2 separate regions of the Homo sapiens genome follow, and region 1 is linked to region 2. The links are chromatin loops, found by intact Hi-C in ENCODE. Cell type or tissue: Panc1. All regions are shown on one strand. Each heading gives the region's core, and the rest is flanking DNA. Links, peaks and the distances in the headings are about the cores only. Region 1 has its middle 350 kb from the start of TSG1. Region 2 overlaps TSG1 (tumor suppressor TSG1).

Evidence for each region. Peaks named below come from ENCODE experiments on the same cell type or tissue, not always from the same donor. Only the 100,000 strongest peaks of a DNase experiment are listed, where the experiment ranks them.
Region 1: a loop joins it to region 2, with 2.5 times the contacts of the local background. A loop is called at or near these places in 5 of 110 quality-filtered maps.

Annotation. Positions count from the first base shown.
Region 1 is chr6:94,045,864-94,063,005 of GRCh38, forward strand. No RefSeq gene overlaps it. Among named protein-coding and RNA genes, the nearest start is that of TSG1, 350 kb to the left of the region's middle. In Panc1, for the core only: CTCF peaks have their summits at 7,110 and 7,309; a DNase peak (open chromatin) is centred at 7,068; H3K27ac peaks cover 2,986 bases.
Region 2 is chr6:93,711,465-93,728,606 of GRCh38, forward strand. It overlaps TSG1 (tumor suppressor TSG1), which reads left to right. Exons shown (of 10, transcript NR_015362.2): 2 at 8,699-8,829; 3 at 12,559-12,650. Among named protein-coding and RNA genes, the nearest start is that of TSG1, 13 kb to the left of the region's middle. In Panc1, for the core only: CTCF peaks have their summits at 10,071 (motif pointing right) and 10,275; a DNase peak (open chromatin) is centred at 10,057; H3K27ac peaks cover 3,758 bases.

The sequences.
Region 1 (17,142 bases), core at 3,484-11,483, 330 kb after region 2:
GAAAGGCAGAATTATCCCTTGAACCTGCAGCATTCCCAACCCCAAAAACACACATTGTCAAGTGAGTTCCAGATAAGCAGGATCTTCAGCAAGTGTTTGTGCTGCTTGGCTTCCTTTAATCATACTCCCTTTTGTAAAACGGATTTTCGAGGGGAAAGATAAATCATTTCTGAGGAAAAAGGTCATTTTCAAAAGGCTTAAGAGGTTCATTTTGTGTGGCTTTCCAAGGTGAAACAGGTAATTCAGAGTAGTGAAAGTCTTTTGTGATCAACTTAATTCATCCTTCATATTACCAAGAATAAAAACTATTGAAATAAGACTGAATAAACTTCTTTATAACAAAGTTCCTAAGGATAGAAAGTGATGATTTGTTGTTTGTTAAGAAACTGTCCAAACTCCAGCAAATGAAAGTTTAGGTTGAGAGCAAGCTTTCCTTCCACCTTCTCTTCAGAAAGCATAGTGGTTTTTCTGGGCTGTTTGGCACACATATTTCAATAACTTATCAATAACACACCTCTGTTTACAGAACATCAGGCTAGCTTCAGCATAGCCGTAAAGCCAAAGAGCATTTTTCTCCATTGTCACATTATGTTTGAGCTCTTTAGAGATACAGACTTGAGAAAATTCAAGGAATAACATTTCCTTTCTATTTTACTGAAAACAACCTTTCCATAGCAGTCAGATATTTTGTAATCTTATATTCCACCTGTGAGAATAGTTTTCTTGAATTTATATGTGGAAGAAATTGATACAGAAGAAATAAGATATATCTTAATTTTAATAAGTTAGAGTATCTTGCAAATTGTTACCAAAAACAACTACTAGGACAAAAGGAAAGAAAGTAAAATACATACAATGACTTGATATTTAATGCATAAATCTTGTAAAATGTTTCTCTTTTAATTTTGATTGATTTGATTTAAATGTGCATCTTTAGGCAGTCTGGAAGGTCCTTTAGAATATACAATAATAACTAACTGCAAGTTGTTATATATGTTTAGAATTCTATTAATGTTCTTTTTATCTATATAATTGAATATTCAACAGTGATCCCAACATTCAAGTGAATTTGCCTACCAGCTGATAATCGGTTTTAGACTTGCTTTCTTCCACATTGTATAAATTATTTAACTGTGTATATTGTGGCAGTAAGTGCTGTAATTCTGCAAAGTTACTCTAGCTAAAAGAGTCAGGCACCTATGAATGCACAACTTTAGCCACTAACCCCACAGAATTTACTCAGAGTAGTCTAAGGAATCTATAAAAAGAGAAACAGTTGTTACAGGCTATTTACCTAGAAGAGTCAATGAAAAATAATTCCACTTATTGAAAAGGAATATCACTATGCATTTAGAAATTATATTCAAAGAAATGTGAATGAATACCTGAATGTTTGTGTTTTTCTTGTTTACTAACTTTAATGTTCTATTTCATTATTCTATCAATTTTAAAAGGATTTCCTGAAATATGTTAGAGCTAGGCTATGAGAGGATCTATATTTTTCCTAAGCATGTTTAGATACCTACTGACAATATGTGCTAGTGATTTTTTAAAATTTTTTCCCCTGAATACCCCTTCACCGTTATGTATATCAATGCCTTAATTCTTTAGACACTTATATTTTTTCCATAGTAAGCATCTTAAAATTGTAGCTTGTGTTATATAATATATATCTCATTACACTTAACATTCTAGAACTAAAGTTGCTCAATACCTGCTTAATAAGTACATTAATAGTTGAATGTTTTATTTAAAAAATAAATACATATTTGAAATAAACTTACAAAAAGTGAGTAGGAGATGACTATTTGCCCTTGCAGATGATTTTCATTTTTAGACAGATTTTTAAAATTTTCTAAATTTAAAGACTAATATCTTAATATCTAGAAGGAATTTAAGTCTAAACTTTTATTGCATGTTATTTTCCAGAATTCAGTTTCATAATGCTAAATAGATATTTAGGTAAAAATTTTAATTTGGAAGGCTTTTCGACTTAGCTCCCCAATTAATTTATATTTTACAGTTACTGATGAAGTATCTTCATGGGTAATTTTTTTCAAGTACTGAAAACTCTTTGTTTTTCAGTGCAAACCCATTCTTTATGAATATTTGTCATGAGCTTTACCTGAATGTTCTGATTGAGCCACGTATGAATCTTCAAAGGAAAGTGAAAATTGCTATAAAGAAATTTTCTGCACCAAATGTAGATTGATTATGATATTGTCCACAAGTAGATTTGGTTATAATAGAGATTTTAATTTATACTTTTTTAGGTTTTCAACACGTAAAAATATCAAGTTCGAGGAAAGGTTTTTGTTGTTGTTGTTTTATCTTAACAATCTATGTAAAGTAAATAGTGGAATATTTTTGCATTCAGTGTCCTGTGCAAAGACTGAGCTACAATATGGTGCAGTGACAAATAACCACCAAATCCCAGCCACTTAAAGTGATATCTCACTTACTCTGCATGTCCTTCTGTGGCATCAGAGCTCAGGGCTTAATGAAGTCCCTAGAGGCCCAGGGTTGAGGGAGCGGTGATCTCCCAAATGTTTCTCATCTCCATACCAGAAGGGAAAGAAGAATATGGGAAACTGCACATGAGCTATGAAAATGTTATCTGGAAGTGACACAGTCACTTGAATTTCACTGGCCAAAGCAAGCCATCTGGCCACAACTAACCTCAAAAGTGTAAGAAAGTGTAATTCTATCATGTTCCTGCAAGGGGGAAGAAGCAGAATTCTAAGTGAGCAGAATTAATGATTCCCTATACAATTTATGTCATCAGCCTTCTCTTTCTTACTTTCAGAAAGATATTAAACCTCTCCAATATCTCTGACCTTACCGTCATTCAAGATACACACATTTAGAGCCTCCTATTTTAAAAATGTGAGCTTCTTATTGTGGAGATGTGAGAGTTTCCCCACTTCCAGCTTGACTCACCTCAAAAGATTTTACTTTGATGGCACAGTGGTAAGCTTCTGCATCCTCTAAATTGGATATTCCTCTGATTGGTGGCCACTGTTGCATTCAATATTTTTGCTTTATTGTTAACATCAGTATCTTAGTTATCAACAAAGAATATCCGTAGTAACTAATAAAAGCACCTGTGAGCACTTTAAGACAGTGAAGCATTGTACTGAACATAAAGGCTCATAGTTCCCTTAAACACAGACATTGCCCAACTGCCATTCAGGTCAGGGATAAAAGGAGTAGAGGAACAGTCAGGTCCAGAGATGCATTCTAGTAATAAATTCTGTGCCCCCCACAGTTTTGTGTCTTGAAGATTATTTCTCTTATAGTATCTGTTCTCAAAACATTTTAGACCCACCATGTGAGAGACAGTATCTGCCCCCAGGGAAAAGAGAAAACATGTTTTTAAAAGAAGAAGAAGAAGAAGGAGAAAGAAGTGTTTGTTTTGGATGGTGTTTTAGAAATGTGAAGGAAGAAACAGGGTTAGGAATACATGGAATGTGGTATGAGAAGTGGCATGGCTGTGAACCACATGTTTAAGACACAAAAAGATGATATTGATCTAATAATGGTAAGAAAAACAAGACTGATAAAAAACAAAGAAATTATAATTTCAGATTTTCAAGTAGCATAATGGTTTCTCAGTGGAAAAGTTTTCTTGATGAGTGCTTGAAATATGAGATGTAGAATATTTAATCTTATATAAAGAATTTAATATCAACGTGTTATTTGTAAAAGTAAAAAAAAAAAAGATTATCAAAACAAATAATAAACCTTGGGAGTCAGAATAAAAACGAGGATAGATAATGTCAAGAAATCAAGAAGATAATAGTGCTAGTTTCCTGATTCTATAGTGAAGATAATTGTAAAGCAGTTTAAAGCTAAGATCAAGGCAAAAGGATACTTGAACTTAGTTGGGAGTACATTTGTAAATGAATGGGTTATGGAAAGGGGAGGAGTACAAGCTAAATTACAAAGTTGAGGTTAATAAAGAAAACTGAATAATTTTACATTTATACCTAATAATTTTGAAAGTAAAGATGAAAAACTCTACTTTGTAGAAAATGCCAAATCGACACTAAGAAAGAAAATGCATAAAATTGAAGAATTCTCAGAGAATGCAGAAATATGAACTATATGTGATATTATTGAGAAATATAAGAGAACTTATACTACTTCTACTCCTACCATTTAATGAAAAATGTCTAGGCTAATTTTGTAACAATCACATTTTACCTTCTTTACTAAAGAAAATATAATTTGAATATAGGGAAGTTATTGAGAAAAAAAAAACACCTCCTGTATACAATCATACTTCTTGAGTGGATCTGAGCAGCAAAAGTGGACAGAAAGTGCTGTTACAACTGGATCATGTTGAATAACCAAGACAGAAAGAGCTGAAGGGAAGTAGTAAAGCAGAAGGAGGAGAAATCTATCAGGGAACCAATAAGGTGGTGTGAAGCTAGGACAGTGTGTTGTGAAGTGATCACTAAAATATACCTGTTAGTTGATTCAGGCTTTTAGAAAAACTATGAGTAAAGTCAAACATTAGATTTAAGGTAATTTGCGTCTGCAAAATTAGCACCCCAACTTAGCCTCACATCCATTAATGTAGCCCATTACACACATATGCACACATTTGATAATGGTTAGACTTGTTATGAAACCCAACTGAAGTTTTATGCCTGGGTTCCAAGCAATTCAGAACATAAGCAACATGTGGGGGGTAGTGACATGAGCTAACAACTGAACTAAATCAATAAAGAAAATAGTGTTTCTCCAGAGTTGAACATGAGAATATAAGGTTATCCTAAGACCTTCAGTTAAATAGAGAATACTTGCAGCATGCTCTGGAATTCCAGCGGGCATGATATAAGGAAGGAGCATCCTCGAAGCAAATAGCTGCATCTCAATGGGTAGGAAAACCCCTGAGGACTTCTGGCTTTCATGTGAGGATAAGGAATATATTCGTAGGTTGTTTAATTAGTTATTAAATTAATTTTCAATGCCCATGCCAGTTGAGCCACATATTTTATCTCTTCAATTCAACCCAATGGAAAATTATTGAGGTCCTCTCATAGGTATTTGTATAATGGTCAGACATACAAGTGCGAATGAGAGACAGCCTCTATTACTGAAGTCCTCACAATCTGTCTGCTGGACAAGAGTGGAGAAAGGGACTGAAAAAATGACTCCTACCAACATAAGGAGATAGTGCTAGAGCAGCAGTGTGAATCAAGTGCTATAGACATGGAGATGAAGGGAGCAGGAAGGAATAACCACAAATAAGAGAACACTTTTTATCAGAGCTCAAAGGATTGGCAGGGTTTAACTAGACAGAAAAATACAGATACATGGAAGTCCATAAATAAGCATATAGAGAATGAATGTGCCTCATGTGATTGGAGTCTATTGGAAGTTAGTTGATTTAGAAAAAGAGGACAGGAGAGTGTCACCACTGGCTAGTGAGCAGGCAGGCATCAGCGCTAAGAAGAAACACAATGTTAAGAATAAAATGATCTGAATAAAATAAATAGTACACTTTTTCTTATTGCTACATTACATTACATTAATATTACATCATTGTAATGTAATATTACACTAAGGTAATATTACATCAATATGACATTATTGAGTGCAATAACTGATCATGTTTTCAAAATAACTGTCTTTGTTTTCTCTCATATAACTCTGTTCTGTGTACATATGTCCTGTGTCTCAATTACGATCACCTTCCTCTCAGATCTCCAAGCCAGAAAGCTTAAAGCCATCACTCACAGCATAATTTTTATTTTCCCTTTCCAAAACCCTTGGATATAAGAAAAACAAAACAAATAATCCAACAAAATAACCCTCCCCCTTACTGCAACCAATTTCTAACTAGTCCCAAAATTTATTTATTGCATCCCATAGGATGCTACCAGTTTTGTTGATTCCTCTCCATTTTTACTGCAGAATTCCTAACTTAGGTCTTCATAACTGTAGATTTGTATTTCCACTTTTACTTTCTTGCTAGCTTCCCTACATTCTCCTTATCAATCCCACCAAACGATTATGCAAACTGCTTCCAGATGTGTCTCTCTAAAGTTCAGACACAGTCATGTCATGTCTCTTATTATGAAGCTCAGTGGAAAAATGCTTGAATATGACATTTAAGACCATTATTTTTCTCCTACCTGCCTGATAACTGCAATTCTCTGTCAATAATAATTAACAATATTAGAGCATTCATGGTTCCTCTCTGATTGCCTTTCACATCTATCTCTCATCTATCTATCTATCTATCTATCTATCTATCTATCTATCTATTTATCTATCATCTATCTAACAAATATTACATCAATGCAGTTGTATATCCTCTACTTACCATGATTTTTCCAACCTAGGCCTCAGACCATTGGAAAAGCAGTACTGCATATTAAGAACATTATGGGCTGGGTGTGGTGGCTCATGCCTGTAATCCCAGCACTTTGGGAGGCCAAGGCGGGCAGATCACCTGAGGTCAGCCCTTCAAGACCAGCCTGACCAACATGGAGAAACCCCTTCTCTACTAAAGATACAAAATTAGCCAAGCGTGGTGGCACATGACAGATACTCAGGAGGCTGAGGCAGGGGAATCTCTTGAACCCAGGAAGCACAGGTGGTGGTGAGCTGAGATCGCGCCATTGCACTCCAGCCTGGGCAACAAGGGCAAAACTCAAAAAAAAAAAAAAAAAAAAAACCAAAAAAAAAAAAAAAGAGAGAGAGAAAGCACTGTGGCTTTTAAACCGCTGCACATTTGCAGAAAATTTATTTGAGGAGATTTAACTGTTGTTAATCTAATTTACAAATTTTATTTTGCTTACAATGCTCATATTAACAAATCTATAAGGGCCCTGTTCCCATGAGCTAGGTTGAAGTGAGAGGTGAGGGATGGGGTACAGAATGCAGAACTCATGACTTTTAGATACAGTGCACACTGTTTTGCAACTCAGAATGTGTAATTACCTAAAAAGTGGAGATGGAGGGAAGGAAGAAAGCCCCAAATGTCCTGATTTATGAAGGTGTTCTGCCCTCACAGCTGCACAACCCCTGGGTGAACTGTGATTCACACTGTTTGCTGTGTCAAGCCTTTCTCCTGTTAGTGAATAGCATCCCCTTTTGGTGTGCAAAAAGTGTGGGCAGTCTTACAATGGGAACTGGATCCCTTTAAACATATGATTTAAAGCTTCCTTTTTAAGGATTTACCCATCGACAAAGTTTTAAAACTTATCATGGTATCACATGCAAGAAAAATGCAATCTCTGACAAATTATGTCAAGGAAGGCAGGTACTGTTTCTAGTGATCAAGGTATGAAAACAATTCATCCTCATTTGGTAAGAAGTATCTCATTTTCTTACTATACCTTTCTTATTTCTGGATGCATTACCTAAATTTGTAATTTACAAGTTGTAATTAGAAACTCTGAGATAATAGATTTTACGAACAAAGGAATGGTTATGTTGAAATGCATTAGATGAGTTTGTTTTAAGACAGACCAAAAGATGATTAGTGAATATTACATACTTTAGGAGGCTTAAAAAGTGGTTTGTATTAATTTACTGAATAATATATCTTTACGTAATGACAAAAAAAGTAATCATGTTTTTACCTTATTATAGCAAGTGACCTAACCCATTTTAAATCATGTAAGTGATTAAATTTGGAGACAAGATCAAAATATCTTTCATCATCAGATGCAAAGAAATGACAACTAGAGACACAGCAGTAAGAAAAACACCCACCCTACTGAAATCCATTATATCAGAAAGGTTACATCGAACGGACTTTATCACATTACTAAAGGATTGAAAATTAACCCAAGGTTATCCACTTCATACAAAATAAACATTGAACATTCAGTGCAGCAATGTCTTTACTGCCTGCATGATGACTTACAATATAACACATACTGGTTTTTGAATGTTTTACTGTGAAAGCTGATTTAAAATAATCTTTGAAAGGACTTTTTTTTGAGGAGCTCTTTATTATTATTAAAAGGGTAAGTGCCAGAGCAGCAGCAGGGAACCACTTAAATAGAGGTTCAGATACCCTGTTCTTAATAGGACAAGCTTTAAGTATTTTTATACACAAAATAGACTGACACAATTTCCTGTGGGGTTTCTTCAACATATGTAATACCCATTATGATACAACAAAGTAGTATTGACATGAAACTAATAAAGTGGGATTTTTTATCTTTCTTTATGCATTTAAAAATTCTTACAGGATATATGAGATAATTCAAAGAAAACTTGAATTCAAGTGGAAAATGCTTGCAGAGGAAATGATATGGGCCACTTATGTGGACTCTCAATTTTTTCTTGAAATTGTGAAATTTTTGACATGACATCCAGCTGCATAATAGTAGAACACAACAAAAAATGAAAAAACAATGTAAGGAGGGGGAAGCTCCTTTTACTGATATTAAAATTGTTCTGATCAGAAATATGCCATGCATCATTTGTAAAAATAAATTATTCCATAGCCAGCTAAGCCAAGATCAAGAATAAATGAATGAATATTCAGGTTTTCACTTTTTAAAAACATTGAATAATAAAAACCACATTGATTTGACATAAAATTAATCATTGGTAAAATATTTCCACTTTATTTCACAAGATTAACTTAATTATCCTTTTATCTGCCACAAGAAGGACAAATTAAGAGATATCCTTTAGGACTGAACTCTTAATGCAAAACATTTCTTCAGAGAGGGAAGTAGATGCAAAGTTTAAGAGCTCTTTGCAGTTGGGAAGTTGCAGCTTGAAGATACATTGACATTCTTCCGCTGTTTAATGCCTTCTTAATGCTGCTCATGCATGCACGCACGCGCATAGACACACAGACACACACACACACACACACACACACACACACACACACACAATGCTCATTTAATGGCAAATAATTGCTGTTTCTATTTGAATTGATTAAGATATATTTTAAAAAGTAGGCTTTTGGCTTTTGAAATGGCACCCGTAATACCAAAGTGACATAATACTGCACTTCTGTAATTCAAATGGGTGGCCATTGAGGCAAGAGAAGCAAGTGCCTCTGTGCAATTTTCCTCCTTTTTTTGTGAGTTAAGCAGATTTACTCTTTAACGGTGGAGCTTCAGCGGATGATTATGACATCAAAGCCAAAAGTAAAATAAACTCTATCATCCCAGGCTTCTTTCTGAAAGAAAGGAGAGTGGAGGCTTAGTCTGTTTCATTTGATTTTTCATTTCCTTTCATACTTTAGAATCACACTGTCTCCCCACATACTCAAATACCTTTCCCATCATAGTCACCCACTCATCACATATCCTCTGATTTCTGACTGAATTATTTGCTGTATTTCAGTATTTTTATCTGCAGATTTCTAAATATCAGGCACTTACACTTTACTGAAAATGACGCCTGTTGTTATAGCCTGATTTTGCTTTTTTTGAACTCAATTATCCTTCTCAATTTGCGACCTCCCTTTAGCTTTTACAAAGCTGTTAGAAATTGTACCTGGAATATGGTTTAGTCAGATATTTGCGAATTTATTGTCAAAAATTAAATATTTATGATTTTTTGCTGTTTTATATTTAATTTTACTGTTTTTAATTCCCAGTCCTTTAATGTAACTTTTTCATAAATATACTAATTACATGGGTTAATTATAACAAATGTTGTTGAATTTAACAAGGCCCAAAGTTGGGTAATTTAGTAGTTTAGTTGGCAAAATTTTATTAAGCAGAATCACCTTGATTCTTAGCCAGACACACGGCTCTCAATATAAAATTAGCATATGGTGTGTGAAATTTAAAAATAAAAATTACTATGAATTCCTGTGAAATTTTTAATAATAATTTATATATTTAAGTTTGTTTTATTCTGAGAAAAAAATTGCCATTTTACTGTGTCTGAATTGTTTTGTAATATATTTTTAGGGAAATATTATGTCTTTTTAATTATGACACTTATATAACAAAACAAAAATATTTAAATATAGAAACTTCCCAAAGATATTAGTTTTACTAATCTAATCAAGATAAGTAAATTATTGGGATGAATCAATAATGAAACTAAGAAGAAACAATAGGATAAGCACAGTATTTATTCAAAACATTAATTTGTCTTGTTTTTTGAATTATCACCTAAATAGAATTCGTAACAACATTTTGTTGATGTGTCCATACATTTTCTACTTAGAAAAGGAGATAAATTATATAAAGTATCTTTAAGTTGGAGATTATTCCAATTAAAATATTTTGGAATAAATTAAAACTCAGTAACATTCAAATGAATAATACTAAAAATGTTTTCTATAGAGAGAATTTTTAGAACATGTATTTTATATGTATTCAACCCCATATATTCAAATTTGAATTTGTGAAGAAAAGTTAGCATGTGGCAAAATTATAATATTGAGATCAAGTATTAAACAGGAATATTTATAATCCTCTGTTTTACTATCAAAAAACAATTAATAGTTGGCAATTTATTATTCTTTATATTAATAAAGAATATTCTATATATTTTGCAATTTATTATTCTTATGTGTTTTAAGGTCTATATAATGCTAATGTTCTTGTTGCTATTGTTGTGTTACCTTTATATTTTAAACAGAGCATTCAGCTCGGAGTGGATAATACCCTCTTATGCATTTGGCATCATTTAATGTCTCTATGCAATAATTTCAATATTGTGTGACGTTTGGCTTGCCAAAACAAAACCCTGGAGGGCTTCATTTGTTTGTTATTTTGTCTTCTTTTATCTGCCTGTCTGTGTATCTACCTATTTGGTCTTCGCAACAATCTTATCTTCAATGTAGAAATGATGTAATACAGTTAAACATGCGTGCAATTTAGAAACATGGATTTAAATAATTGAAGGAGTCTTATGAAACTTATTCCCACACCTTTAGTTTGTTTTCCAACACTCTTCATCATATTACTGACTACATGACCTCAGGATAAGAGTAAATAACATGCATTTTGTATTGTGGAGCTTCACAATACAACGAAATCATAGAGAAAATGACATCTTGAAGTTTTTCCTCATCAAAAAGTGAGACAGAATTTGCTTTGATAGATTGTAGTTGCTGGGCTAGCCCATTTTTATTAACTGTATCAAGTAGGCATCAAAATTGCTGACCTTCAGGAGATTCTTCCATTTTAAAAATTTGATTTCTAAATAATTGGAAGTTTTAGAGAATATTCTTCTATACTTTATCAATAACAGTATTGTCACAAAACAAAAGGTAAATCTAGTTATGAAAAACGCAAAATGCCTGTCTTATATCAATGGAGTAGAGTAAGTAAAATATGGGAACATGAATATTATCAAAGATACCAAAACCCAATCACTTGTATTTGTGACCATAAAATCATGCAAAGCTGCTCCAAGTGAGAAAATATATATATTTTGTGTTAAATATGAATTGAAATGCAATTATTTCCTAAAGTTGTCAAATAATGGTAATATATGCAATAAAATGCTATTGAGAAAATAATAATATGTTTTTCTAAGACTCTTCACTGTTAGAAATCTACTTTTTCATATTGTACCATTCTGAATTAGGATGTGGACAGCAGCAGTTTTGACATGGTTATTTTGTCTTCATAAGTGCCTTAAACTTGTGGAATAAGTGTCAAGGCCTGGAAGAAAATCCTTCAGACCATAGTGGAACACTCTTTTAGAAAATACTCAATGATAAAAGGAGATACCATAGAGGAGAAAACATTGATATTGATGACTATGAGTCAAAGCTGTTCTGATAGAACAGCTGGATAGCCTAGGTTTTCTTCTAGGGTTTTTATGGTTTTAGGCACATGTATACATACATAACAAACCTGCACTTTGTGCACATGTACCCTAGAACTTAAAGTAGTAAAAAAAAAAAAAGAACAGCTGGCTAGAGGGGCTCTGAACATAAAAGTGATTTTAAAATACCTTAACAAATTTATTTTACTCATGAATTTTTATGTATGTATAAAATTTGTACATGATAAAAATCAACACTTGATATTTAAAACAGTTTCTTCAGGTCAACCATGATGGCTCACGTCTATAATCCAAGTACTTTGGGAAGCTGAGGCAGGCAAATCGCTTGAGGCCAGGAGATAGAGATGAGCCTTGGCAGCATGGCAAAATTCCACGTATACAAAAAAAAACACAAAAATTAGCCAGGCATGGTGGAGCACACCCATAGTCCTACCTACTTGAGAGGCTCAGGTAATAGGAACACCTGAGCCCTGGAAGTCCAGGTTACAGTGAGCTGAGATTGCAGCACCGTACCCCAGCATGACAGAGAGACCCTACCTCAAAAAAAAAAAAAGAGTTATTTCAACAAGTATAATTAGCTATCTAGATATATCTATCTACCTACCCATTTACCTATATGTAGAGGGAGGTAGATACATTGGCCAACGTGCCAGTGATAAGGAACATTGTGTTATAGTTTAACTGACAGTTTTTTTTTCTTTCTCAGTAGTAAATAATGGTGCTTTTTAGAAACAATAGATTTGATGTCATAAGTAATAGGATTATTCGCAAAGTTCACTGTTCACTGAGACAACTCCACCCATACTACCTGTGTATTTGCAGCATTTACCTTTCCAGGCACTTCTCATGCCCTTTTGTCTTTCCATGCACAGGATACCTCCACTCAATAAAAAGTCATTTTCTAACTTCTCCACTCAATATATTCATTTATTTTTTTAAGATCAATTCAAAAGGTATTTCCTTGGTGAAGTGTTTCTCTACTATCACAGAATTATAGCATTCTGCCTATACTATAGTCTAGCCTCTTGTCCATATACTATGATTTTCTGCATATATTTTTATATGATTTTATTTTCTAGTTAATTGTAATCTTCCTAAGGGCAAAGGCCAGGTTCCAGTTAATGCTGACAACCCAGAAAGCAGCATCATGTGCAAAATTTTTTGTACTATCAGTAAATGATACCTGCTATGCATGTGGTAAGCCTCAGTAACTATTCTTTGAAATAATAAAGAAATAAAAGTGTGAACAGTGAATTTATGTGATATATTCATATAAACTATTTATATTTTACAACCATAGTTTAACAAATCAAAGTGTGACGATGCTGAAGCCAAGGCCAACACATTAATTTTTCTAGGTTTATTTTCACCCATTTATTCTGGCTGTTATCCTGCACTGGCATGTTTATTCTTCATTATTGCCAATACTAGAGAAGATTAGGAATAAATTAGAGCAACTTATCTTCACTATGTGAAAAGTCAATACTTATTGATGGTAAGTTAAAAATTGTCAATTTCTAAAATAATCTCATAAGTAGAAAATAGCATGCTTATATTAATACATTGATTATAAATATTTTCAAAGAATAATTCAAAAATTCAACCTTATACACAATACATCTTTTTTAAATCCTGCTTTATTGTTCTCAGAAGTATATGAAAGATTAATATATTTAGGTTAGAAAGCCTTTTTAGCCTTTTGCTTTTACTATCTATTCAAATGTTTATGAGGATAGGCAAACATGAAGGAAGTGTACATGGATTTATCATTTGCTTGAGTGTTATAATTAGGGGCCCAAACTGTATAGGTAAGAATGATATTTAAAAATCAACCATGCTTAAACCTGAACATTAGTCTAATCAGAATTAGACACCCAAATTGTTTGTTGCATCTTTACTTTTATACAATCTTAATAGATGCCTTCTGGATAGCAATTAATAGAAGCATTTTCTAAAACTACACAAAACATTTTACTTAAATTCTTTATTCTCTTTTCAACCTTTTTCTTTGATGAAAATATACTTTCCTTTTTCACCATAATGGCTTTTTATTTAACTTATGCCTGCTATACATGGTAGTATCTGTAAATAAATAACAAAAAAAAGTATGAAAGAATAACTGTTACTGTCATTGACCTTTCATATTTAGGCTGTTTGTTGTATTTTAAAATACAATTTTAACTTTAAATAATTTAATAAATCTCAATTCTCTACTTTGCACCTTGGGCAAGCTTTTTAACTGTTCTGGGCCTCATTTTCCTCATTTGTAGAAAAAAGGAGATAATAATAATACCTAACTCACAGGGTATTTTATGAAGATTAAATGGATTAATATATGTAATATATTTAGAACAAGATGCATAATTATTTGATTTCAGAGTTATTTTTGAGATTATTGTCATTATTCCATTTGGTTAAAAAAATTCTGACAATTTCTGAACAGTGTCTTATTTTGATCAGGCTAATATTCAGGTTTAAGTATGATTAATTTTTAAATATCATTCTTACAGTTTTGTCCCCTAACATTATGCAAATCAAGTCCAGGTATATTTCCTTTATGTTTACTTAGTCTCAGAAAACCATGCTTTATTATGATTTATTTCTTCAAATAAATGAATAAATCCATTCTACTAAGGAAAAGAGGAATAAGCATATTTTATGACTCAAATATGGCAGTACAGAAAAATAGAAAATAATGATAAATAAATTTCCATTTAATATAAAAATGAAAGCTCTGGTTAGAGCCCTCAATTAGTAAAACTACTTGGCTTATGAATCAATGAGTTTGTGGCAGGACAACTGTCCAGATGGTCACTGAAAGGATTCCTTAGTTTGGTGAGAGGCTGGCTTAGAGGGCTCATATCATTCTTACGAAGGAGTCTACCTTATTTCAAAGCAGAATCGTATCTCTCCACATGGGGTAATCTGAGGGGTGGCTACCTCACTCACTTTCTGACATGTTTGGAATACACATCTCTTTCTTTGAATCTTGAGCCCATAGCTTCATTACATCTAGAAAAGGTTTTCTTTAGTGTGACTTATTTAACAATTATCTGAGACAGAAAAAAAAAAGGGCATATTAAATGCTAGGAGATGTGAACTACCAGAAAAAAAGGAGAGTGGTAGAGCACTAATAACAAATTTTGCCTACTTCTTAATTTGAAGTTGAACCTGGTCAAATTAAGAAGTAACCAATTCTCACAGTTCTGTTGCAGAAGCACACCTGGGTCTCCAGGTGCCTTCATGTGAGAGGAAGTCACGCTTGGCAAGTGTCATTACTGTTGAATTAGATGACTAAGTCACAGAACAGTGAAAAAAACTCATAAAGATTTCATCATGGAAGTATGTACATAACACAGCCACTACGTAGACTCCTATGCTTCTGAAAACCTTAGGTTCAACCTTAGAGTGTTGGAATGAAATTATTGGCAATCAGCTTGTTCACAGAACTTGATCGTATCATAATTTGTGAAAAAGCCAAGAAAATGGTAGGTAATGTTTCCTGATTACTTTTATTAATTAAATTTCAAAGCTATTCTCAATCAGGCTCCCACCTTACAAACATACTGTTCACCTTGTGAATTCTTTCAGTCTTGATTATTAATTCAGTCATTGTCACCCTTTGCACTCACCTCCCCCCATTTTGGAAGTCCCATAGATGCAAATATTGGCACTGTACAACATGCAGCCCAGGTCTTGTCGTGCTCTGGACTGGGACTCCATCATTAATGAGTTTTTATTGCTGCTCCTACCAGCCCTTGAGCAGACTCTGTGGATGCCAATCTAGAGCAGCCCAGCATAAACTTCACATGTTCAGAATTTTCATTGACCTCACTGAGACTTTCATGAGAATGGATGTACCGAGTAAATATGGGAAAGAATTCTATGATACAACTCTCTAAATAGAAAACCTTTGTTTTTGCTGTCCATATTTGCATAACTAATGTTATAAAAGGTGTAGCAGAAAAACACTCAGAGTGAAGTCCGGGGCCATGACCCAAATTCAAAAAGTTGTAAGAATAGCCAAGTATTCTTATGTGATCTGTTAAGCTTTCAAAGCTGCAATGAAAAGGAAAACAACAGAAAAATAGCTAGATTGATGAGCTGTAAATTTTATAGATAATTATATGTGCTTCCTTGTTTGTAGAAATACATAACTATGCATCCTAGACAAGGTACCTCTAGGGAGTTAAAGAAGAAAATAAGAATGAAGGCAAAAATATCCTATTCAGATTTTCTAAACAGCTTATGTTGATGCTAAATAAACTTTAAAAAATAGACACAGTGGCTTAATTTTGTGATATTTAAGTGTTATAATTTTATTCTGTTAAGTGTGTATGATTGTAAAAGCATCAAAGTTGAAAATCTGTGAAATTGGAGGAAAATACAATTTCACCTTTTGTTCAGAAATTTCCAAAACTACAAAGTAAATAAATTCAAATATAAGTAGAAACATTAGTTCTTTATTTTATTCCTTGCCATAGATGAAGGACTTTATAGAATGACTATGTTTAGGGTAAAGTGACTATTTTCCTGTATGAGTTGTATCTACAAAGTATGAAGTCTTGTTTTAAACAAAATGAAGACATTGTCATTCAACCATTTCCCTGAAATTAGTTGCCTAGGAAAACAAATTTAATAACGAAGTCAAAATAAAGTTTTAGTTTACTATTTATATATATATTTTTACTTCAAAGGGAGATTTTCTGCATAGTTATATTCTTATTTATAAGGCTTTGCTCTAGTTAACTTTTCTCTATTTTTTAAACACAATTGCCATTATAAAAAATTATTTACCCTTTCTTGAAGATATGCATTATTTAAATACAGTAACTCAGATGGAAGTAACATTTATTTAATTGTAAATTTTTAATATCTTTAGTTTTAAAAAACTCAAATCATTTGCTAATATTGCCATGTCTTCATTCTTTCTGTCCTGCACATTGGGCAATATACTTAGAAAATGAGAAAAACTTAACTACTTATTTTATTTTAGAAATAATTACAAAATATGTAAAATATTTTAGTTTTTATTGTAAAAATATTTATATTAATATGTAAAATATTTTACTTTTATTGTAAAAATATTTATATTAATATGTAACATAAATTTAAAAGTTTATACAGAATGTTTTATCTCTTAAATTGTTAGATGTATACAAATAAATTTGAGTGTCATATTGTCACCATTATGTAGTCTTGTGGACTAAATTGTGTCCCCCCATAATTCATATGTTGAAGCCCATAAATGCCAATGTGACTGTATTTGGAGACAAGGCTTTTAAAAAGGCAACTAAAGTTGAATAAGGTTATAAGGATGTGGCTCTACTCCAGTAGAATTCGTGTCCTTATAAAAAGTGGAAGAGACATCAGAGAGCTCTCTTTCTTCATGAG
Region 2 (17,142 bases), core at 5,889-13,888:
TTTGAGACAGAGTCTCGCTCTGTTGCCCAAACTGGAGTGCAACGGCTCAAGCTCTGCTCACTGCAAGCTCTGCCTCCCAGGTTCACGCCATTCTCCTGCCTCAGCCTCCCGAATAGCTGGGACTACAGGCGCCTGCCACCACGCCCGGCTAATTTTTTGTATTTTTAGTGGAGATGGGGTTTCACCGTATTAGTCAGGATGGTCTCGATTTCCTGACCTCGTGATCCGCACACCTCGGCCTCCCGAAGTGCTGGGATTTCAGGTGTGAGCCACCGTGCCCGGCCACCTTTTATATATTTTTGAGTTGATTTATGTGTATGGTGTAAGATAAAGGTCTAATTTCATGCTTTTGCAAATGAAGACATGGTTTTCTTAAAATAATTTATGGAAGGATTAACCTTTCACCATTGTGTCTTTTTGGTGCCCTAGTCACAAATTAATTGACCATGTATGTTTCAATTCATTTGGGGGCTCTATATTTTGTTCCCCTCATCTATGTGTCTGCATTTATGTTGGAACCATGCTATTTTGATTACTATAGCATTGTAATATGATTTTAAATCAAGAAATGTGATGCTTCCAACTTTGTTTCCCCACTCCTCTGCCTCAGGATTGCTTTGGCAATTTAGGGGTTTTTTTGGGTGTCCAATTTTAGCATTAGTTTTTCTATTCTGTGAAGAATGCCATTGGGATATTAATAGGAACTGCATTAAATCTATATATTGCTTTAGGTAGTATGGACTTTTTAACAACATTAATTCTTTTAATCCATGACCATGGAATATATTTTATTTATTGGCTTTTTCTTTAATTTCTGATATTGTTTGGCTGTGTCCCCACCCAAATCTCATCTTAAATTGTAGATCCCATAATCCCCACGTGTTGTGGGAGGGACCCAGTGGGCAGCGGCAGGTAGTTTAATTATGGGGACAGTTGCCCACATGCTGTTCTCATGATAGTGAGTGAGTTCTCACAAGATCTGATGGTTTTATAAGGGGCATTTCCCCATTTTTGCTCAGCACTTCTCCTTGCTGCCACCATGTGAAGAAGGATGTGCTTGCTTTACCTTCTGCCATGATTGTAAGTTTCCTGAGGCCCCCCTCAGCCATGCTTAACTGTGAGTCAATTAAACCTCTTTCCTTTATAAATTACCATGTCTCAGGTATGTCTTTATTAGCAGCATGAGAATGGACTAATACAATTTCTTTCATCAATGTTCTATAGTTTTCAGTGGACAATCTTTCACCTCTTGGTTAAATTGATTCCTAAGTATTTTATTTTATTATTTAATATTATCATAAATGGGATTCTTTTCTTGATTTTTTTTTGGGTAGGCAATTCTCTGTGTATAAAAATGTCATGGGTTTTTATATTGATTTTATATTCTGAAATTTTACTGAACTCATTAATTAAAGCTAACAGTTTTTCAATGGAATCTTTGGCATTTTCTACATATAGGATTATGTATTCTGCAAATAGAGACAATTTTACTTCTTCTTTTCAGGTTTGGATACTTTTTATTTATTTTTATTTGTCTAATTGTTCTTGACAGCACTACCAGTACTATGTTGAAAAGAAGGAGCTAGAGTGTGCATATTTGCCTTGTGCCAGATCTTAAAGATAAAGTCTCAGTTTCTCCCCATTAGCTATGATGTTAGCTATGGGTTTTTCATAAATGGCCTTTATTATGTTAAGGAACTTTCCTTGTATACCTAAAGTCTTAGAAGTTTTTTATCAAGAAATGATGTTGAAATTTGTTGAATGCTTTTGCTGAATCAATTGTTATGATCAGGTAGTTTTTGCCTTTTATTCTATTAATATGATGTAACACATTTGTTGATTTGCATTTGGTAAACCAGCTTTGCATACCAGGAATAAATTCTACTTTATCATGATGCATAATTTATTTTATGTGCTGTTGAATTTGATTTGCCAATATTTTTTGAAGAATTTTGCATTAATATGCATAAGAGATATTGGTCTGTAGTTTTATTTTCTTGTGGTATCTTTGGCTCACATGTGATAGTCATGCTGGCCTTGTAAAATGTGCTAAGAAGTATTCTACTGTTTGGAAGAGTTTTAAAACTATTGGTATTAATTCTTCTTTGAAAGCTTTGTAGAATTCAAAGGTAAAGCCATCTGGTCCTGGGCATTTTGTGGGGGGAAGGTGGGGAGGCTTTTAATTACAGCTTTAATTTATTCTTTTGTTATTGGTCTCTTCAGGCTTTATATTTCTTTTTGATTCAATCCTGTTAGGTTGTAATTTTCTAGGAATTTATCTATTTTTTGAGGCTATCAAACTTATTGGCATATAATTTTTCTAATAGTCCAACATCCTTTTTGTTTCTGAGGAGTCTGTTTTAATACATCCAATTTTACTTCTGATTTTACATACTTGAATCTTCTCTCGTTGTTTCTTAGGTAATTTAGCTAAGATTTTGTTAAATTTTGTGTATTTTTAAAAAATAACCATTAGTTTTATAGCTATTTTTGTATAGGTTTTCTGTTATTTATTTATTTATTTTCTATTCTTTACCATTTTATTCCTTTTGCTAACTTTTGATTTAGTTTGTTCTTTTTTTCCTAGATCCTTGAGGCATAATGTTAGGCCATTCATTTGAGAAACATTTTTTTTTCATTTTTTTCTTCATTTCTGAAGGACAGATACAATGGGTATAGTATTCTTGGTTGACAGTTTTTGTTCTGTTTTGTTTTCTCACACTTTGAATAAAACATCTCATTGTCTCCTGGCCTATAAGGTTTCTGCTGAGAAATATGCTGATAGTCTACATGATTTTCTGCTATGTCACTTGACACTTTTCTCTTGCCACTTGTAAAATTCTCTTTGTCTTTGACTTTTGATAGTTTAATAATAATGTGCCTCAGAGAGGACCTTTTTGGGTTGAATCTGTTTGAGAATATTTGAGCTCCATGGATCTGGATGTTTATATTTCTTCCAAGACTTGGGGTTTTTTCAGTAATTATTTCACTAAATAAGCTTATTGACCTTATCTTCATCTCTCTTCTTTCTAGAACTCCGATGCTGTGAATATTTAATTTACTTAATTGTGTCCCAGGAGTCTCATATGCTATTTTTATTATTTTTTATTATTCTTTCTTTTTATGCTGTCACTTGGTAATTTCAAAAGACCTATCTTTAAGTTCACAGGTACTTTCTTCTGCTAGATCTAGTCTATTGATGAAGCTCTTGATTATATTTTACATTACATTTATTGAATTCTTCAGCTTCAAGATTTGTGTTTGGTTCTCTTTTATGATATTTATCTCTTTGTTAAATTTCTCATTTAAAGCATGAACTGTTTTTTTCTGATTTTTTCGAATTACCTTTATGTATTCTCTTTTATCTTGTTGAGTTTTCTTAGGATTATTATTTTTAGTTTTTTGGGGGGAATTTGTAAATTTTCTTTACTTTAAGAAAGCTACTGGAGAATTATTGTGTTCCTTTGACGGTGTATACTTCTTTGCTTTTTCATGTGGTTTGTGCCCCTGTGTTGATGTCTGCACATCCAGTAGAAAAATCACCTCTCCAAATTTTAGATTGGCTTTCATAGAAAAAGATTTTTACCTTCAGATGGACCTTAGAGTACCAGAGGGAAAGGGTATGTTGACTGTTTCTGAGTGGATGCGATAGTATAGCATCTATGCCATACTATCAACTCCTTCATTTGCACTCAAAATCAGAGATGACTCTGGATGCCTCAGAGGCCTAGGCTGTAGGAGTCTATGGAAATGGCTATGGAAGTGTAGGTTGTTAAGACCCTTGGTTTCAAGGGCTTTTGGGATTCTTCTCTCCTCATTTTTCCTTACAATAGACAGTCTTGGTTCCTTCTTGGGGTCCAAGGGGGATATTTCTTCAATATACAAAGGGGATCCCTCTTCATGTTGAATATGATACAGCCCACAATCAGCTTCAGAAGTTATGGGTTCTAGACTGCAAGTGCTCAGAGTGGTTGTGGTGCTGAGGTCCTGGTCTCAGGGTCCAGAGAACCTATTGTGCCACCTGGGTCTCAGGGCATATGTTCAGTTTCTGAGTCAGTGTGGGATGTGGATTGCCTACAAAGCTAGGATCTGTGACTCTGAGAACCCCCAGAAGCTCAGGCCCTGGGGGACAAGTTTTAGCTGTAATTCTGTCCCTGAAGGGCAGGGTATAGAAATGCCCTGGCTCCAGGGAAAAGAGGATTCCCTGAAGATTTGAGCACACCCAGCAGAGTACAGCTGGAATTTGAGAATGAGATCCAATAGGGCACTATGGCTACTCAGTCACCAGAAGATGCAGCATCACATAGTGGTGACTCTGGATCTAAGATGGTGGTATACAGCAGTGTTTTCAGGTTCAGTGGCAGCAATAAACCCAGAATGGCAGAGCAAGCAATCACTTGAGCCCTGGGGGACAGGGGACAGCTCAGTGATGATTCCATTCCCTGGGTAGGACGTTGTGTCAACAGCTCAGACTCTAGGGTGTTATTCTAGTTCCAGAGCAGCAGGGTACTACAGTTGTTTGGCCTATATGGGAGTGTGTCTCAGCTCGGTCAATCCTCTGTTTCCCTGGGATGTGGGGTACCATGTCAGTTCAGTTCTGGGATGCACAGATGCTTGACTTGGCCAAAGCACAAATTCCCCATGAGTCAGGGCTCCATTTCAGCTCAAGCACAAGAAGGGTGTGACTGCTCTGGGCAGCTAAAGTACCATTTCTCTGTGAGGTAGCACACTGCTTCAGCTTAGCCCCTGAGGGGCATGGCACAGCAGTAGCTGAGAAAAGCCGATGGAATGGCTTCATGGCAACTTGTCCCCATATGTTAGCATGTAGTATAAGCTTGGCCCAAGGGTGATGAGCCATGAGGTGAGAGTGGTTCAGAGGTGACAAAGCCTAACTGATGGAAGGGTATCTTGATTATTTGTCCCCAAGCAATATTTATGGTTCCAAGATGGTGTAGTATGATAGTGGTTTGGGCCATGTTGGGAGGTATGAGTGGGATGGACACAGTGTTGATGCCTTCTCTGGGTCAGGGGGTGGGGTGCAGCTGTGTGCATCCCAGGCAGCTCCCTCAGCTGGGCTTAGTGCTTGTGAGGATTGCAGTAGTCCCTACTGTGAGGACTGTAGGTATTCAAGGTGGTGATGGGGGATGATGGGGAATTTGCTTACCTTTTCCCTATAGGAAGAATTTCCCCTTGGTTCTAAGTGGATTCCAACTAGGTGATGGAGTGACAGAGGCAAGATGTTTCCTTCTGTTCTCTATGTGGCTATCCTGGGCTTCTTTGATCTACAAGGTTTCTGTTACTTCTTTCGTGTACTCCAGTGCTCTCCTTCCGTTATTTTCATTAGAAAATATTATTGTTTCTGCTGTCTTTGTAGGGGAGATGAGTGCTGGGGGCTTCTAGTTGGCCATCTTGCTCTCAATCATTTTTTTGGAAGTGTTTTACTAGGCTTACTTTTAAAAATTTGTGTTTTATGAATTCCTTTGTTTTCTTTTGAGATAATCATGTTTTCTGCAAGAGTGATATTTTCCTATCATTCTCACATATCCTATATGTATTAGTTTGTATAATCAAATTAACTAGAAGCAGAAGCAGTAGTCACAGTGGCATCCTTGCCTTATTTCTCATTTTAATGGAATCTCCATTAATGTTTTATCAGCACATATATTGTGTTTTGGTTCTTATTAGATATGCTTAGCTAAATTTTCTTTCTATTCTCAGGATATTAAGTACTTTTTATAAAGAAACTTTAATCTGAAGACAAGTGTTTCAGCTTTGAGAAAAACACTTTTGCAATGATTATTGCTTAATTTGTTTAGGATAAGATAAAAAGTGGGAGATACTTAATTGACCAAGTTGTTACAGTGACAGTTTAAAAAGTGATTACAGTAAGAGTTGCACAAATGTTCCTTCTCTTTGTACTCATACATTTTTAATTATGTTTTCCTCAAACTTGAAGTGACTCTAATGTTGCTATTACTTCAATAGTACCACAAATAGGTAACTAACACCTATAAAGTGTATACTATGTGCTGGGCAGTATTCCATGTGATATATATATATATACCAATTTTTCCTCAAGGTGTATCATTTGGTAGAGATATTATTGTCTTTATTGTAGAAACATTGAACCAGTTATAGTAAAGAAAAAGTGATATTTTCAAAGCCATCCAGCTGATTATTGGCCATAATGGAAGGTATCGGGTGATGATGGCACATTACCCAAATGCCTCTCACAACCCCTCCCCATTTAAATCTCAAATAATGATTTCCTCTGTTATATTTCTGTATATCACCAAGAGATGAACTTCTGTTTCTCTCCTGTTTGTTTTGCATTCTTTCTCATGCATAATAATGATCTATGTTTGGATTTGTGTCTTTTGGATCCACCATTTATTATTTTCTGCTGTATGTAGCAGTGGTAGTATCCAGCAACAGATCTTGTTGATGGCACTGGTAGTACCTCTGGGGCATCCAAACAAGAGTATTTCTTCATCATACTCTTGGCCGTGGTTCCCTCTACAAAGCTTCTGTTGTTTTCTGCCCATTTTCTTAGCAGGTACCCCATCATGCCAGCTAATTCTGTGAGCTACCCAACATTCTTTCAACAATTATCCTTTTAGCTAGAACTGCTTTTTCTGCTCACATCCAAAATTTCCAACTGAGAGAGAAATTGGTACCTGGGAATGGGGTGCATCAGATACTTTCAAGGAAATGTGGAAACTATTAATTGTTCATCTGGCATAGCTGGGGCAGAAACCAGTCAAAATCTTGCTTAAATGCCAAGACAGGAATTCAGTAATAGTGAAAAAGTTAATCAAATTGTTGTCTGTAGTCACCTGGCATCATTGCAGTGATGCTTTGGGAATTGAATTGCCCCCACCACAGAATAGTGGGGTGTACGTGAGGAATTTATGGACTTAGAGAAGGGGCAGCTGTTTTGAACATCAATGGACAGCTTAAAGAAACAGAATGACAAGTTAAAATCCTTGAATTCTAGGCTCATAGCACAGACTGAAATACATGGAGTTTCTAGGATCAAGATAAAAGAATCTCTTATCTTTTGTTGCTGCAGGGACTGAGCTGGCAAAAAACAAAATGTGGTATTAGAGATAGTAAAATTAGACTATCAGTTGAATTCAGAGCTTTTCCTCGTCTCTTACGTAAAAATTAGAGAATTGGTAGGGAAAGATATTTTGGCACCCTGAACACTAACTCCCATTGATAGCCCATTGACACTGAAGAATACACTATGAAAATTCCTTGTACCTCTTCTTAAAGACACCCATCGCGACTTACCAAGGTAAGGATGCCCTGGGAAAATGGAACTGCTAAGATCTTTTGGAGATGCTTAGACACAAGCATTAAACACATTAATCTATTTTGCCAATTGGGAGGATTTTCTCTCTGAAACCTACTGGATGACTTGTGGAGCTCATGGGCAAAATAATGCCACGAGAAGTCCAGTTTTCTCTTGTGCTTTGATAATAGTTTCAAATTGCCTTAAATATCAACTTACCAGAATTTACGGCAAATGGCTGCCAGTTTGCCTAGAAACTAGATAAGGGATCTCAAAGGAACTGACGTGGGGGACTAATGACAGATTTTTTTTTTTTGGTGGGAGTGGGGCATTGGGGAAGAGAATCATGGAAGAATTTTTTAAAATGGGCTCAGAACATAAAGAATATTCATGCTACATATTAATGCAAAGGACATTTCTAGCCAAACAGCTCATACATTTAGATGGACAAGATAACCTAATCTCCCAATGTAGGTCATCTTCCTTCTATAGCAACTTTAGAATTTAATGAACAAAGTGGCCATGATTGAAAAGATAGTGGCTACTCACAAGCACAACAACACAGGTTTCCCCTTAGCAGTGTACCAAGATATTTTACCAAAAGTAGTAAATACAAACCTACAATACTATAGGATAACTGTTTGGACAAGTGTTTGTTTGAAGTCAGTTGATGATTGTTTTACTGCTTTTGTCGTGAAGGATTCATGTAGTGCCTCAAGTCAGCATCGTTATACCTTACACAACTGAATGCTTAATTCAATGTCATTATATTTCTCATAATTTCTTCCAAGCAAGGAACTCAATTTCCTATGAACAAAGCAGGAAAATGGGGTAATGCCCTTAGGTTACTTTAGTCTTATATACTTTATTGAAGAATAAGTTAGGTATCATGTCATAGGATACTACCTATGATTTGAAACATTTGAAACATATATATTGCTATTTATTTCAGTCAGTACACAATAGAATTGAAATTAGTACATCTTCCAATTAAACCTAATTAGTTATTCACAATATCTTTATTCCTATCTCTGAAATAATGGGAATACTGGTTTAGAAACTAGTAATATTCAAGGGAGAAATGTTACACCAGGGTATTCAGTAATGGTTGCATGGGAGTAAACATTGCCAGCTGGCCAATTCAGAATCTCATGACCTGAGTCAGCAAACAATCAGGTGGGTTAGTGTGTTGTATAGGGTAATTGATATTGAAAGTCAAGAGGAAAGATAATTGATGATACATAATACATCAGGAAGGGTGGGTCCCCAGTTGGTCCCATGGGGAATTTTTATGTGACCATATTTATTTGTAAAAGACTGAGCTGTACATATAAAACTGGCAGGAGTTCAGAACCCCTAAGAATGAAAGATTTACATAAATCTACTTTTCCTTTCTTTCAGTCACTACTATGGCAAGATCAAGACTGGATCTAGGAGATCTCGGTTCAATATGGAGATTATCCAGAGATTCTACTGTTGGAGCCAGATGCTATAACTGAAGAGGGTTAAAACTGTCTCCTTTTGGGACACCGGTAAACTGGATTTTTGCTATGAGAGGAAGTTTCATAGTACAAGACAGGAAGTTTTTTTGATTAGAATGGGCAAAAGATTTTATATGAATTCTAGGTTGCCAAAGAGATAATTGCTAGTGGGAATGTTGTGAACCTATCATGCACATGTTTACCTTATTTGGGATTAAAATCCATACTATGGGCTGGGCGTGGTGGCTCACGCCTGTAATTCCAGTACTTTGGGAGGCCGAGGCGGATGGATCATGAGGTCAGGAGTTTGAGAAGATCCTGACTAACATGGTGAAACCCTGTCTCTACTAAAAATACAAAAATTAGCCGGGCATGGTAGCATGCATCTGTAGTCCCAGCTACTCCATTCCACTCCAGTCTGGGTGACAGAGCAAGACTCTGTCAAAGAAAAAAAAAAAAAAAAAATCCTTACTATGTAAATCTTGGAGGAAGCCAGAATTTAAGGTCAGACTGAAAAGGTCATATATTCTTCTTTCTTTCCCCTGGCACCTAGAGCAGGGCAACTGACTAGGTTCAACCTACTGGATGGCCCACTTTGAATTTTCAGGAAGTAATACAAAATTTAAAAAGGCCTGTGAAAAATTATTGACCATCGCTGTGTTCACGGCAGCTGTGCCCAGTGACAGTAGGTCTGGTTCAGTGGTATTCAGGAACAACAGAGTGAGTGGTTCTTGTGTTCTAACCAGGAAATTCCTCCAGTGGAAATTACCTGTATTTTCTGATGTTTGACCTTCCTGTTTTCCCAAATATTGTTATCAAGCTTTTGAGTTAATTCTAGTATCTACTCAGTAGGCTCCTGTCTATTGAATCTTTTCAGGATTCAAATCCAACTTCAACATTACCTCCAATCAAATGCTCTCCCTGGACCCTACATTGCTAATTGAAATGCCATTCTAAAAGCTTCATATTATAGCTCCTGTCATGGCACTTCTCATATTTTGTTATAATTGTTTTCTTTGTCATATTAACTTCCCAAGTAGAAAGTCGAAAGGACTAAAACTTTCCTGTGGTTAAGAAAATCTAGCCTCATATAAGGTTTGATAAAGTAGGAATCCTGCAACTGTGTTTCTAATCAATGAGTATAGTTGACCTCTGGTTGTTACCTTACATAGTTACTAAGTTATTGCCTCTCAGCTCACGCTGTTTCTTCTACACTCTGCGCTGTGAAGCTGGACTGGAAATCTGCAAGCTTCATGTCTGCTTTGCCAGCTGCCTTCCTCTTAGCCTTGGCTAGTAGAAAGCACTAGAGGGAGCTGTAAGGATGGAAGAGGGAAAAGAGACTTGCTCCATTTTGTTTGTTTGGTGCTGGCTTCCCATTTGCTTCCTGTCATTGAGCATCACCTTAGCCTCATCTCACCTCTTCCTGCTGGTAGCAGCAGTTTGTCTCTGTAGAATGTTTAATTGACTTTGCAGTTCTTCAACATTTGCAGAATCACTCTCAATGTGCTCCTGCAAAAATAGCAGCCCCTGATGCTGTCAATCAGCATTCCTCTTCAGAGGCCTGGGTCCTAGTCCCATAAGATATTTCCCTCAAGCAAAGAGACACAGGCATGGGTGAAGCAGCACACTTTATCTGAGGTCTGAGTTTCAGCTCTGCACAGATCTTCCTCCAAGACTGTGTTTGCATACCCGGTCATAGTAGGGTAGCTGCAGCCTATAGAAACTCCTTCCATAACAATGCAATTATTTTTCTTTTTGCCATTTTAAGTCTTTAGTACCTAATTAACAATTGTTTATATAAAACCATTTCTGTTAAAATAACTGACTTGATTTTGTCTTCTGAATGGACCCTAACTGATACACAATCATTCTAGAGTAATATATGCAAAAGCATGCTTGATGTTACCCTGAACTGTTCTGGCCCATTTAAACCACAAGTATGCAGAAAAGTGCATCCTTCTGCATGTGATATATTGACTCAGAGAACTAGAACAATTCAGGTGCTTAGGCCAATTTGAATTGTATTTTCAGTATTCAAAATCAAAAGATGTAATGAGGATGTTCATGTTTTACTCTATTTTTGTATTGTTTATTTATAAAATTAATCATGTCAGGGTATTGCATATAACAGATTATGTCCTCAAATTGGATAATTTGAGATGAAATTAATAAAATGATGACCTACAAACCTGGAACAGGGTATAGAGAAATCAAAAGAGATTTCTATACCCCAGGGCCAGTTATAGTGGAGAGACCTGTAATCACCCTTATATCTGAAAGGACTAAAACCCGTAGAGCGATTCATGTAGCAAGCATCACCCGTCAAGAGCTGTGACCTTTGGCAGAGGTATACAATCAACCTGCAGAAAAGAAGCGAGGAAAATAAATTTTCCTACCTACCTCTGATCTCCTGCCAGGGATATCCATTAGCCAAACTCCACTAGAAACTGCAGGGCAAGGGAAACACTTGATGCAGTTCATAGAGATCGTTGTCCTGTGGGTCTACCAGGGAGCAGTGGAGGGCAGAAGATCTGATGGAGTGAATGGAATACAGCTTCAAAAAACGGGTTAATTATAAGCATAATTGAGATTTTTTAATAATGGAACGTTTTCAGGAAGAAATCTTTTTGAATAAATGAGGAATATATTCTGAGGGCAGGGAGAGAATGGGAAGGGAAGAGAGGAGAACATTTACAAAGTATTTCTGGAAGCATAGAAGTTAAATATCAAAGGAAAACACTCTGTCATCTGAAAACATGAGAGGAATTGGAAATATAAGTGTTCTAAATAACATTTTTACTTTTAACAATAAATACAGATTTTTAACACACTTTCATCTTGATTCTGGGAAGCATTTTAGTGCTCAGTAGCATTAAGAAACACTGAAACAGATTGACAAATACCTCCAAACATATATAACATGTGTATGTATGTATGCTTTAACATTTCAAAATATAATGTGCTAAGTTTCAAAGCATTTATAATTAATTAAGCTGTTTTCACAGCCCTTTAGAAGAATATTTTTCCAGGATAGCTGACTGCATAATGCTTTGCATGATTTATTTATAGACTACTAATGAAGACATATCTAATCATCATAATTAATTGGTATTTTTGTGCTTTGGGGCCTAATCACAAAATCTTTTACATGCTGGCTCAAAGTAAACCTGGCTATGGGGCAAACATTTAGGACAAACCCTGCTTGTTGTTTTTAATATACAGCTCCATTTTATTGATTTGTTTATTCAACATTTCTGACTCTGATTATACAATGCCAGTATAAGTAGCCCATTTGGTCAATTTAACTTTTTAGAATACTTTCTTAAACAAACAAAAAGAAACCAGAGGAATCATATTTGGCATAGTAGATAAAAACTTCAGTTTTTTACATTATTTATTGTGTTGTGTTACTATCAGATAGTGATACTAAGAATTTTGATTACCTTGAAGTGAAAGCAGAATTATTCTCTTCTAATTTACTTGTTAATTTTCCTTTTTCTTTTACTCATATGAAAAGTAATTTGAACTCACTGTTACGAGACAAATTAAGATTTTGTTCTGTGTATTTTTTAGAGCTATTGGGAGTTCCTGAGGAAAACTCTCAGAACACCCACTTTCATGTTTAGATAATGAAATAGTGAGAAATTACACCAAGAGCAAAGGTGAATATCAAATATCTCTTTTATTTTGAAGAGAGGCCAGTTTAGTATGTGGCTTTTATGCTTTTATTTGTAGCAAGCACTAAAATTACACTGGTGTTTACCCTTTGTCCACAAACAGAAACATAGAAGCCTGCCCGGGAAGAGCAGGGTAGAACTTATATTCTCTTTGTTCAGCTTCCCAGAGGAATAAGAAGGCCAGAGTGAAGCCAGGTATGTCCAGCTATTCTTTCTCAAATTTATAAATTTCTTAAATCACTCCACCTACCATGGACAGAATGAGCTAAGAGAGAGGGGACTAGAATTTTACTAATTAAACTCCTCTCAAAGAAGAGTTTCAGATTAAAGATTTCCATCTATTAAAAAGAAAGAAGGAAAAACAATTATTTTGTATTTTCCAATGGCTATACTCAGTTTAAGTGATCCTTTGAATATTTTAGCATTAAAATATTCTAAACATTTTATCTGATATGTTTAATCCTATCATGAATCCCAAATATCACATCAGTGTTTGCTTCAGGTAAACCAACCTGTGACAGGTGCCTATTGTTTTATGAATATGAGCATGTTCTTCTTAAAAAGAGATAATAATTCAAACAGATTATAAGACAATGATTGAATATTAATAATGATAGTGAGAAATTAGAATATAACATAATGTATTTAGTTTTTATTTGAAACTTATCCATAGTTCTAAACCTTCCTTTGCTTTTTAACTAAAACACCATTTATTTGATCTCCTGCAAAGGATAGTGAGTTTTCTGGATGGTGACTTCTACTGAAGTTTCTGGAATTGGAATAACTTTCCTAACTAAATTAGTATATTAACTAATTTTATTTTTTGTGATTCTTCTGTATCTATGAATTTCATTTAAACTGACTACCTAGTGACCCAACGTAATTTACTTGCTTCTGCAAACATTCTGATTAAATCAGTCATTATTAAGCCCTTCTGAGAAGCCATGAAGAAGACAAGAAAAAGTGAATATTCCATCAATAAAAGGGAATCAAAGTGAGAGACAGATAAACATCATTAGCATTAATTAGTCTAATAAAATTGTTTAAAAATTTAAGCAATAGAAAAATATGGGGCCCAAAAAGGTTATATTTCTAAGTTAATGAATTTATGAAGATGAGAATTGTATAACTGTTTATATTAGCTTGGGCTTCTATTAAAAAAATCATAGACTGGTGACTTTAGAGCAGACATTTATTTCTCAAATTTGGAAACTGGAAAGTCTAAATTCAAGGTGCCACTCAATACAATTTCTGGTAGAAGTCTTCTTTCTGGCTTGTAGACAGCCATCTTCATCCTGTGTCATAATATGTTGGAGAGAAAGCAATTTTTGCACTTCTTCTTCTTATAACAACAATTCCATCATGAGGGCCCCACCCTCATAACCACATGTAGCCCTAATTAGCTCTCATTGTCTCCGTCTCCAAATACCATCACATTGTGCATTAGGACTTCAACATATGAGTCGAGTCTTGGGGGGACCCAATTCAGTCCACAGCACTAGTCGCAAAAAAAAAAATATATTTGAAATGAGAGCAGAAAACTTGGCTTTTCAGATTATGGAGAAATACTTGGATTCCAGCAGGTATCACCTTAGGAATGCTGAACTTAAGATAAAGAGACAGGGGGCTGAGTTCCATTGTGGGGCTGAATGCCTAAAAGGCTTGAGATGGCTTAAAAAATGTCTGTAACTTCACCTTCCTCAGTATTAAGATGGGGCTACCGAAAGATCTTTCATAGGGTTGTGTGTATTTCTAAATGAGATAAGATATATACTCTATGTGTCGAAACAATAATAGAAAATTAAAGGTAAGATATCACAACGTAATTTCTTCATTTCAGATACTGACACTATATATATATATATATATATATATATATATATATATACATGCACACTACATTTTAAAGGAATTATGAGAAAGATGGAGTATTTGAGAAATGAGCAATTTTGAGAAAAGAAGAGCTAGTCTATATGAAAGATGTTTAGGGAACTATATTTTAAGCCTTCCACCACTGACTGTCTTATGCAACTTTCCACACTCCTTATTGGATATTGTTCTTCCTGAGGAAGTTTGCTTTCCCTCTTTAAAATAGAGCCTGTGAAATTTTAAACTGTACTTTTGCATCCAATTGCTTGAACCATTTAAGTAGAGTTGACTGATTTCAGAAGCAGTGCTGTTAAAAATGGTGGGTAATTTGTTAAAAAAGGAAAACAAAACAGGGAGAAAAAACACAGGGTGAGACTGGGAAGAGAAATACCGGATATTGAGACCCCTGTGATGGCTTTAAAGCGTTGGGTTAATTATTCCTTCCCGGAAGTTAATGATGAGAGCTATTGGCTCAAACGTGTGAGTGAGTGAGGACAAGGAACACAAATAAACCTAACAGTAATTTATCTTACAAGTGTAAGAAAATGCTGTCTCCTTAGAATGTGTGTATTTCTTATTAAGGATTGGTAAGTAACCTTTAGAAACTGACTGTGCCAAATTAGCATTAGAAATTGGTAGTGTGGGTCAGGTGGGGTGGCTTACGCCTGTAATCCCAGCACTTTGGTTGGCTGAGGCGGGAGGATTACCTGTGTTTAGGAGTTTGAGACCAGCCTGTCCAACATGGTGAAACCCCGTCTCTACTAAAAACTACAAAAATTAGCTGGGCGTGGTGGTGGGTCCCTGTAATCTCAGCTACCTGGGAGACTGAGGCAGGAGAGTCGCTGGAACCTGGGAGGCGGAGGTTTCAGTGAGCCGAGATCACGCCATTGCACTCCAGCATGGGTGACAGAGTGAAACTCCGTCTTAAAAAAACAAAAAGAAAAAGAAATTGATAGTGTGGGCTGGTTATGGTGGCTCAGGCCTGTAATCCTAGCACTTTGGGAGGCTGAAGAAGGCCAGTCACATGAAGTCAGGAGTTCAAGAGCAGCCTGGCCAACATGCTGAAATTCCGTCTCTACTAAAAATACAAAATAAAATAAAATAAAAAAAAATTAGCTGGGCGTGGTTGCACATACCTGTAATCCCAACTACTTGGTAGGCTGAGGTAGGAGAATCACTTGAACCCAGGAGTCAGAGGTTGCAGTGAGTGGAGATCATGCCATTGCACTCCAGCCTGTGTGACGAGAGTGAAACTTCGTCTGAAAAAAAAAAAAAAAAAAAAAGAAGAAGAAAGAAATTGATAGTGTGCTGCAGCACATTCTTGATTAATACTAAAAGCATATATTTTCTAAATAAACACTTCCCTTAATTTTTATTAAATATAAGCACAAATTTTCTCCATTTCCACACTGTTTAGTTTACTGTGTTAAACATTTGCCCACCATTTTTTTAAAGGATGTAGAATATACAAAAAACTCTTCATAGCTTGAAATGTGCATAGGAGATAGATGAGTTTAGGTACTGCAGGACGAAAAGACTTGATGTGTTTTATGCCATGCTTATTTATTCCAACTATAAAAACAGAAATGATCCACAAAGTAGTTTGATGGATAATGACTGAAGTTGTAAAAGTTATTGTGACTAATGGTATTTACCCTGTTTGGTTAATTGAAAATCAAGGTGAAATTACCCTCTAGATAGATCTTATATTTTATAACGTTTGTAAAATCATAAAAAGGTTATGTCATCCTCAATTCTCAAAAAAATTATATTGTTTTTGAGACTGTCAGAACATATTTTCCAACAGTATTACACAAACGGGCAAACAATCTGATATGATGACCTAATCGTTTTTATGTTTGGCCATTACAAGTGTTGGCAGTTCCCTGGCTTCTGTTTGGAAGTAGTGTGTCAGTTGCATCTTATAATATGTTTGCCTTTGGTGAGGCATCAGAAAACATGTCACATATTGGAGATTTATGTACTATAAAATGTCTCAGGAGCTTAACTTCACCATTAGGGTTACTCTTGTATAAACTTTGATAAAAGTAATATCTTTGCTCCCTCCCAAGATAAATGAAAGAATTTAAGCCCACTTCGAGAATTCTAAACTTTTGTGGTCAGTCTTCTTTTGTCCTCCAAGTTTGTAATTAATAAGGTTTAAACAAAGCTTCAATCTGGTGGATAGTCTGAGCTTTTGACTTAATCGATCAGTTTGAAAATTATTAGCTAATTCCTTTACTCTACTTCTACCCCAACCCAGGATTTAGCTGTCTATCTGAGTAACGTATTTGCCTGGTTTTATGTATTAGCATACTCTCAGTTGAAAAAGCAAATCCGAATATTCACATTGATAAAGCACTTGCACAATAAAAGGGGCCATAAAAGTATTTATCATGCTTCTGAGATGTATTAGTCAATAAAATGAGTTATTCATTGAAATTTAATAGGGTGCAATCTCAGATGGAGTGCAAGCTCCGATTGAAAAATTGAGACATTTTCTTGCTGGAGGGAAGGATACATGCACGTCTAGCACTATGCAAGTTGTAAGGATGCTGGAAAGCAGGCAACTGGATGGAATCCTGAATCACATCTCACACAGCTGCTGCTGCTTCACTTTCTCTAAGAGCAGGGCTATGCTGATTAAGCCATAAGCATTTGCAAAGATTTTTTTATTTTCTTTTATTATTTTCTGGCCATCTGTAAATCAAAGAAGAACAGGAATAGGTGGCTTTCTTCCTTCAGCAACAGATCACCAATCCTCCTCTCTCACATAAAATTTTGCCCTGATCAAACTATTTTCTATTCCTCAATCAAA